Regions from separate parts of the Homo sapiens genome. Here all the other regions are linked to region 2. The links are chromatin contacts, found by Hi-C or POLR2A ChIA-PET in ENCODE. All regions are on one chromosome and are shown on one strand. The core of a region is the stretch at or near the end of the contact, and the rest is flanking DNA. Distances in the headings are between cores, read along the strand shown. Region 1 holds the start of RFX1 (regulatory factor X1). Region 2 holds the start of YJU2B (YJU2 splicing factor homolog B). Region 3 overlaps CACNA1A (calcium voltage-gated channel subunit alpha1 A).

Region 1 (2,934 bases), core at 36-2,535, 260 kb after region 2:
AGAGAAGCGGGTTTAAAAAATCTAAGAAACTTCCTCAGGCTTCATTTGCTCCCCCATTCCCAGTAGGGGAGACCTCGATGGGCAGGACCCAGAAACGTTCCATCTCCAGGAACAAACCCCCGCAACCTCAAACCAGGAAACATCAGGTCTCAAACAGCAGCCCAGAGAAAAGCACTCAGGTTTCTGTTCCTCTAAAGCATTCCCTCATGGTCACTCCTCCCTACCATGGACTTTGATTTCTGCAAACCAGATCCTCCACGCTAAAGCCAAATCGACTCCTAGCTCCTCCATGAAACTTTGCTTCCTCTTTGCTTCCTCCCAGAGAGAAGGTGGCAGGTTTAGGAGTGGGCTGCAGTGTTGAAATCAGGACTAGCTGACAGTTATTTTATCAAACCACATTCAGAAACGGTAGATACGAGGAAAAGGTTCAAAGATAAGCCGTAAGTAAAATTCCTGGAAGGAATGAGGAGTCCCGGTACTGCAGGAAAAGGGCGATGTCAATGATTCTCCCCATTTTACAGGATGGAAAACTGAGGCCTCAGATGGACAGGCACTTGTCCAAGTTCTGAGTCCTGGGACAACTGCAAAGCTCTTAAGGAAGAAGGGAGTCGCTTAAGGATCTGGAAGGCGGACCGGGTGGTGGCTGCCCACCCTGGTTCCCGAGGTGGAGGTTGGGGAGACCCAGCCGGCCCCGCCCATACCTTCCCTCCTGGTCCCGCCCACCCACCTTGGCCCCGCCTCGTACCTCCCTCGCTCCCATTGGCCCAGCCTCCCCAGGCCCGCCCCTTCGCGCTCCCGACATATAAAAGCCCCCCGCCCCGGCCTGCCGACCTCCACTCGCCGCGGGCCTGCGAGCGCCCGCCCCTCGCGGGGGCCGGGCCGCGGGGACGGGGGCGGGTGGTGTCGTTCCAGCCGGGCCCCGGCCCCCTCCCCCACGGTCCAGACAGTCGCCGCCGCCATTTTGACCGCCCGCCCCTTCCCCCCGGACTGTGATTACAGAGACACCTACTGCCCCGGCCCCGCCGCCCACCCCGGCCCGGCCAGCCACCCCGGGGCCGCCCTGGTTACCTCCGCTTCTCCCCACTTCTGTCTGCGGAAACGCTTTTCGGAGGTCTCGGAGTCGATGTTGGGAAGGGGACGGGACGTGCTGGGGTCCCCGGGCCGGGCCTGGGGGGTGGGGGTGGGGGTCGGCCGGGCGGTTGTTGTTGTTGACTCGCGTTGCCGGGTTGCTTGGTCGCCACGACTACCGTGGCTATGGCGCCTCCGTTTCCCTCACCGGGGCAACTGTTGCTACCCACCCTAGTTACGTCACGCGCGGGGGCGGGGCCCGGGGTGATTGGCGGCGGCCGGAGAAGTGATTGGACGGCGCCAGGCCTTGCAGCTAAACTATTAGTTCCGATGCACGCTTTTCAACACCCTCTGGACTTCCCGGCGATCTGATTTATCAGTATGAATGTCCATCAAAAGAAACTGAACCCTCAAAGGCAGCCGGGCCCGTCACTCCGGCAGGGAAGCAGCTGGTTAAGAATAAAGGGGTAGGACTCGTGAGGACGGGATTGGTTTGCCGATGTAAAACCGGCCTCCTGGTTCGACTAAAGGGACGTCAATCTACCAAAGGTTTGCCGCGCTCTCTGGCTGGAGGCCGTGCGCATGCTCGGCACGCAAGGCCGATTGGGAGTTGTAGTCCGCTCTTGCGTACACTTTACATGTCTTACCAAATTAAAAAGGCGAGAAAGGAAGACTCCGCTCCAGACTTCTCTCTCGCTCGGTGGGCCAGTTTCTGGCTTCTTGCGCTGACGTCAGGGGAGGAATGCAGTGACGCAGCGCAGCCCCTCTGTGACGACAGCGGCGAAGGCCGGACTCGGGATTCGATGACGTCACTGGGCGCGCGTCCCCCTTCCCCACTGCCCATGGCCCCGTCGGGGTTGGGTGGAAGCGGGAGGCCGCGGCGGGGTTCGATCCCAGCTCCCACCCGCTGGGGTGACATCCTCCTCCGCCCAAGCCGGCCAGACAGCGCGGCCGCCGCGCCTTCTCCCGCCTCCCGGTCCCCTCCAGCCGGAAAAGGTCACCGCTGCCGGGGTGACCGCGGCTATCTCTGCCCCGCAGGCGGTGCGGCCGCCTTGGGAAAGGTCTCTGCAAGGCGGGGGACTTCATTCGCGGCTTCAACCGCGGTAGATAAGCAAAGGTCAGCCCCGACCCAGCCCAGGGAGCTTGGTCCGCCCAGGAGAGCTCACCACAACCCCCGCCACACACACACACCTCCCACACATACGCTCCTCTGTGCCTCAGTTTCCTCAAGGGACTGTCTGGGTGCTGCAGGACGAGAAGAGACAGAAACAGGGCCCGGACTAGGGTGAACATCTTGGGAGCAAAAACTCAGTCATCAAGATAAATAATCTTCTAATTCAATATTTGTTAAATATCCAAATTAATGGGAAAAAATAAATCTATGATGAACAAAACATCACAATTTTAAATAAAGACAGGATCCGCCAACACAGGGATTAAGGTGAGATGCGTTATGCAAGCTCAGGGTCAGATCTTGTGTTTAAAATAAATTTATTATTATTATTTTTTGAGACGGAGTCTCACTCTGTCGCTGAGGCTGGAGTGCAGTGGCGCAATCTCGGCTCACTGCAAGCTCCGCCTCCCAGGTTCACGCCATTCTCCTGCCTCAGCCTCCCGAGTAGCTGGGACTACAGGTGCTCGCCACCACGCCCGGCTAATTTTTTGTATATTTAGTAGAGACGGGGTTTCACCGTGTTAGCCAGGATGGTCTCGATCTCCTGACCTCGTGATCCGCCCGCCTCGGCCTCCCAAAGTGCTGGGGTTACAGGCGTGAGCCACCACGCCCGGCCTACTTTTTATGTTTTAAATGTCAATTATCTTATGACTGAGCTCTTTGGCCTTCTCTTAAATTTTGCATTCTCATCC
Region 2 (2,748 bases), core at 38-2,537:
CCAAAAAGGATCAGAGAGGCTGGGCCCAGTGGCTCATGCCTGTAATCCAGGCACTTTGGAAGGCCAAGGCAGGCAGATCACCTGAGGTTGGGACTTCCAGACCAGTCTGGCCAACATGGTGAAACCCCATCTCTACTAAAAATACAAAAAATAGCCGGGCGTGGTGGAAGGTGCCTGTAATCCCAGCTACTCGGGAGGCTGAGGCAAGAGAATCACTTGAACCTGGGAGGTGGAGAGCGCAGTGAGCTGAGATCACGCCATTGAACTCCAGCCTGGACCACAGAGCAAGACTCCCTCTCAAAAAAAAAAAAGTATCAAAGAAAAGAATAGGGGTTTGGGGCTTCTGGGAGGATGGTGGTAACACAAGTTATGGGAGGGTAAGGGGAGAAATTGTATGATGGAGAAAGTCTGTCTTGTTAAGCAAATAAAAAAGTCTTGCAGGTAATAAAAGTTGTCTCAGAGCAGCCCTCAGAAGGATACATGATTGGGAATGGTTTCACTCTTCCCTAGTTAATAAGATCGTAGGAAAGCATTCCTCTTTCTGTCTTTAGGCAGATAAGAGAAATTCAGAGAAAACCTCTCCTTCCCTGCATTTGCTGTTCCCCCAAGTGCCCTTATTTTGAAGCAATCAGCAGACAAAAGCGCATATCCCTGTGTTCCAATGAAATTTTATTTACGTACGCTGAAATTTGAATGTTTTATTTTCATAAGTCGTAAAATAGTTTTTCCCCCACCTAACTATTTAAAAATGCAAAAACAGAGCAGTGGTTCACGCCTGTAATCCCAGCACTTTGGGAGGCAGGAGGATTGCTTGGGCCCTGGAGTTCGAGACTAGCCGGGGCAACATAGTAAGACCTTGCCTGTGCAAATAATTTTTCTTGAGACGGAGTCTTGCTGTTGTTGCCCAGGCTGGAGTGCAGTGGCGCGATCTCGGCTCTTTGCAACCTCTGCCTCCCGGGTTCAAGCAATTCTTTTGCCTCAGCCTCCCAAGTAGCTGGGACTACAGGGGCCCGCCACCACACCCTCGCTGACCGGCTGCAGCGCGCAGGACAGCACGCCTGGGAGGGCGGTGCCAGGAGGCGGGCCTCGGATTGGGCCTCACGTAGTGGGCTGGACAGAGGATGGAGCCTCTTGGCGTAAGCGCGGTTGGGCGGGGCATTCCTGGATTGGCCCACTCCGGCGTCGCAGAACGCTTGGCGTATCGTCCTTCAGCCAATCAGCGTGGAGCTGCTGCCTCGCCCCGCCTCACGCCGGCGTCCTGGGGGCGCGGAGAGGGCGCCCAGGTTCACCGCGCTCTCAGCGCGCACTTCCGGGCACGGTCAGGGCGTGACGTCGGGAGGAGGGCAGGTAAGTGCCGGCGGGCGGAGGAGCGGGGAGGGCCGGGGGTCCGGCAGCCGCCTCACCCTGGCCTCGGAGCTGCCCGGCGCGCCCTTCCGCGTCGGGGGACGCGGAGCTGAGGACCCGATTTAGATGCCCGGAGCCGGCCCAGGTCCCAGCCAGGACCAAAGTCCCTGAGGCCCCAGCTGAGACCTCTGACCCAAGTGCCCGGGACCCGGTCCCATCCTAGCCCGGATCCATATTATGCCTGAAGGGTCCTGGGTTTTTGCATCGGGAAAATGGGACCAATAAGTCCCTATCTCACCAGATTTTATAAAAATGATTCTTGTAAAACCGTGAGCAGCAGAAATGACTAAACTGCCAAACGTTTAACTCGGCGTCAGGCGCTGCCCTGAATGCCTTAACCAGCCATTTTTACACATAAGGAAAATGAGGCTTAGAGAGAGAAAACAATTTGCCCCAAGTCAAGCAGATAGGAAGCAGCAGGGTGGAGCTCCGAGCCCAAGCCGTAAGCCCAGGACAAACAGGGTCGGTAATTACTTTTGCACCAAGGACCGGAGATATCTACACGCCCACCCGATAGCCCCGTCTGCCATTTACTGGGGTAACAAAACCATCTTAAGACACACACACACCCTCGAGCTCCTGTAAACGGAGTATTTGCTCTTTGCAGGCTCTTCCCGTGGGTTAGTTGATTCACAGCATCCCCAGAAAGTCAGTCTTGTCGTCGTCATTCGCCCTTTACCGGTGACGAAATACAAGCCCAGGGAAGCGCAGTCACTGACCAAGGTCACCCAGCTGATGAGGAGTGGAGCTGGGATTCAAGCCCAGGGAGCCGTGTCCCCTAACGCCTCAAGGGGCACTTAGCTATTTTGTTGGCAAAAGTATTTTTAGGTTGGAAGGGACCTTGGAATAATCCAATCTAAAGGACACACTTTATAGTTGGAGGATACAAGACTAAGGTGAGGGTAGAACAGTTTATATCCGGGACTTTGCACCACTGCCTCACCACCTCACTACACCACTCCCACTCCATCAGAAGCTCTTCCATCAGCTTCTTTCTTTCTTTTTGTTGGAGACAGAATCTCACTCTTGTCACCTTGGATGGAGTGCAGTGGCGTGATCTCGGTTCACTGCAACCTCCGCCTCCCAGATTCAAGCGATTCTCCTGCCTCAGCCTCTCCAGTAGCTGGGATTACAGGCGTACGCCACCAGGCCTGGCCAATTTTTGTATTTTTAGTAGAGACAGGGTTTCACCATGTTGGCCAGGCCGGTCTTGAACTCCTGACCTCAAGTGATCCACCTGCCTCAGCCTCCCAAAGTGCTGGGATTACAGGCGTGAGCCACCGAGTCCGGCCCCCAAGAATGGTTTTAAATTTTCTAGTAGTTGGGGAAAAATCAAAAGAATAA
Region 3 (2,666 bases), core at 83-2,582, 490 kb before region 2:
TCATAGGGGATGACGTGTGCATCTACTTTGAGATAAATCCATGGGTGATGGCACAACCTTACTCCTGGTGGGAGAGCTGACCCAGGGTCCAGCACCCTCTTCCAACGTGATAACTTCTAGTCCTCAGGGTGAGAGCCTCAGGCTTGCTGGGGGTGGGGTGGAGGGAGTTTAGGAGGAGGCAGAGAGACATAGGGGACATTTAGAGGTTCATCAGGCTAAGGGAGGTTGCTACTCCTTTTCAAGGCAGGAAACAAGGGTTAGTTCCAGACTCCTATCCAGACATCTGGCATCCTCCTAATTTCAATAAATAGCCATCAAGATAACAACAGGCTACCATGTGTTGCAAAATGCCACTTTACACTGGTAACAATATCACTATATATACACATACATATATATACACACACACATATAATACATATGTGTGTGTGCGTGTACATATATATATATACATATATATATATATATATTTTTGTTGTTGTTGTTTGTTTGTTTGTTTGTTTGAGATGGAGTCTGGCTCTGTTGCCCAGACTGGAGTACAGTGGCCCAATCTGGGCTCACTGCAAGCTCCGCCTCCCGGGTTCACGCCATTCTCCTGTCTCAGCCTCCCAAGTAGCTGGGACTACAGGCGTCTGCCACCATGCCCAGCTAGGTTTTTGTATTTTTAGTAGAGACAGGGTTTCACCGTGTTAGCCAGGATGGTCTCGATCTCCTGACCTCATGATCCGCCCGCCTCGGCCTCCTAAAGTGCTGAGATTATAAGCATGAGCCACTGCGCCCGGCCTATATGTATATATTTTTGAGAGGCAGGGTCTCACTCTGTCACGCAGGCTGGAGTGCAGTGGTACCATCATAGTGCATTGCAGCCTTGAACTCCTGTGTTTAAACAATCCTCCCGCCTCAGCCTCCCGGGTAGCTGGGACTACAGGTGTGTGCTACCATGCCCCGCTAACTTTTAAAATTTATTTTGTAGGATGGGCTCTCATTATGTTGCCCAACCTGGTCTCCAACTCCTGGCCTCAAGTGATCCTCCCACCTCAGCCTCCCAAAGTGTTGGAATTACAGGTGTGAGCCACTGCACCTGGCCTCTTACCTAACTTATTTGGTAATGAAACCTGATCTGATTGGACATGAAGCTCTTTATACTTGTTATTTACCCCATTTGATGTAAATAGTTACACATTTTATGGCAGAAATATTGTGTTTGATTATAGGGCTGCCTTAGACCCAGCTGAGGGTGTCATGTCCCACATGGGAATCTCAAAATATTCTCAACTTTGAAACACATCTGCCTGTAACGATTTCAAGTAAGGAACTGTGGATGTGTATTAATATCCCTCACATGACAAAGGCGGTGGCTGAAAGGTCAATCAATTTGCTTATGACTCATTCTGTGGCTCTGGGTGGTGACTCAAATTCTAAAACCGGTTTTCTTTCTACCCAAGATCCAAGCTGGTTGCAACTGAGTCACTTCCAAGGCTCATCACTTCTCCAGTCTCTGAGCCCAAGTGGCCAATGCCTCTAGCCACTTCCCCCCTGCCCACCTGCTGGTTCCAATGGGAATGTGCTGGAAAGTGGAGACCCACCGACAATCTTTCTCAAACTCTTTGGACTCGTCAGTGCAGTGGAAGAATTTCCCCTTGAAGAGCTGCACAGCCACCACGGCGAAGATGAACATGAATAGCATGTAGACGATGAGGATGTTGAAGACGTTTTTAAGTGAGTTCACCACACAGTCAAACACAGCCTGTGGGGTGGAGTTGACAGAGAGCATGAGGGGCTGGGGACCTGCCCAACCTTCTGCCTCCAGTGGCCCATCATACCAAAATACTGCCATGATCATTCCCATTTTACAGGCAAGGTCATAAGTCAAGTCACTAGGGTAAGGTCCCCCCAGCTTTCAGAAATAAGCGTTGGAGGAGTTGGACTCAATCCTGGCATTCTATGGATCTAAAACTCCCAGATGGGATACCAGAGATGCTTTTAAGTGATACAGGAGCCCAACACAGAAAAACAAGGTAACAAAGTTACTTCCTTTCCAACTCTCTCAATCCTTTTGAGTGAAGGAGAAATTTTTACTTAGTTGCTACCATGTTAACACCTACCATTGACATTTTCCCTCTTTAACCAAGAAAGAGCAGTTGTCAATGCACAAAGCCTTAGGCAGGCAGCCATATTTGGTTAGATTTCCATAACAGTATCTGTTTTCTGTCTTTAATTTTTAGTAGAGACAGAGTCTAACTATGTTGCCCAGGCTGGTCTCATTCTCCTGGGCTCAAGCAACACTCCTGCCTTGGTCTTTCAAAATGCAGGGATTACGGGTGTGACTTGATTTAAAGAAACATATTACATAAGAGATAATACTGGGGACCCCCAGGTGAAGCATAGAGTGAAAGTGGGTGCTCTAATGACTGGATTTTATTTCCCTTAATATATATATATGTTTTTGAATGACAGGCTTTTGGGAAATGCTGGTTCATGCTATTTTGGAATGGGAGATACTAGAGCCTAGAATAGGTAGATGAAAAGTCAAAATTTTATGGAACAAGAAATCTAGTTCCTGCTTCCCAGATCACGGTTATACCCTTTTAAATCCATATGATGCCTTCATGCGAATTAGGAAAAAGGATCTTAACCCCAAGACACTTCATCTAAAGAAAAACTGC

The links. A loop is a pair of places that touch in the nucleus more often than their neighbours do. ChIA-PET counts read pairs that join two places held with the same protein, here RNA polymerase II (POLR2A). Pooled maps may share reads with other maps.
Region 1: a map of endothelial cell of umbilical vein shows a loop between it and region 2 (5-fold over the local background). The contact joins the promoter of RFX1 here to the promoter of YJU2B in region 2. A Hi-C loop is called at or near these places in 1 of 168 maps with a recorded cell type or tissue (endothelial cell of umbilical vein), 4 of 37 single-sample maps with no recorded cell type and 15 of 50 pooled maps. POLR2A ChIA-PET finds 5 or more read pairs at or near these places in 6 of 52 experiments (B cell, CD8-positive, alpha-beta memory T cell, Caco-2 and 3 more).
Region 3: a pooled map shows a loop between it and region 2 (3-fold over the local background). The contact joins the enhancer-like site here to the promoter of YJU2B in region 2. A Hi-C loop is called at or near these places in 2 of 168 maps with a recorded cell type or tissue (CD4-positive, alpha-beta memory T cell and CD8-positive, alpha-beta T cell), 6 of 37 single-sample maps with no recorded cell type and 10 of 50 pooled maps. POLR2A ChIA-PET finds 5 or more read pairs at or near these places in 1 of 52 experiments (BJ).

The regions. Positions count from the first base shown.
Region 1 is chr19:14,005,035-14,007,968 of GRCh38, forward strand. RFX1 (regulatory factor X1) reads right to left here and starts at 1,286. Exons shown (of 21, transcript NM_002918.5): 1 at 1,069-1,286. RefSeq lists enhancers at 512-1,040, 1,041-1,568, 1,569-2,096 and silencers at 708-1,087, 1,138-1,317.
Region 2 is chr19:13,746,608-13,749,355 of GRCh38, forward strand. YJU2B (YJU2 splicing factor homolog B) reads left to right here and starts at 1,288. Exons shown (of 10, transcript NM_030818.4): 1 at 1,288-1,347. RefSeq lists a silencer at 1,269-1,578.
Region 3 is chr19:13,259,864-13,262,529 of GRCh38, forward strand. It overlaps CACNA1A (calcium voltage-gated channel subunit alpha1 A), which reads right to left. Exons shown (of 47, transcript NM_001127222.2): 26 at 1,587-1,747. Among named protein-coding and RNA genes, the nearest start is that of IER2, 110 kb to the left of the region's middle. RefSeq lists enhancers at 875-2,074, 1,283-1,512. Within about 2 kb of position 1,333, at least 7 of the 41 ENCODE cell types and tissues checked have a DNase peak (open chromatin) inside an H3K27ac peak, as active enhancers do.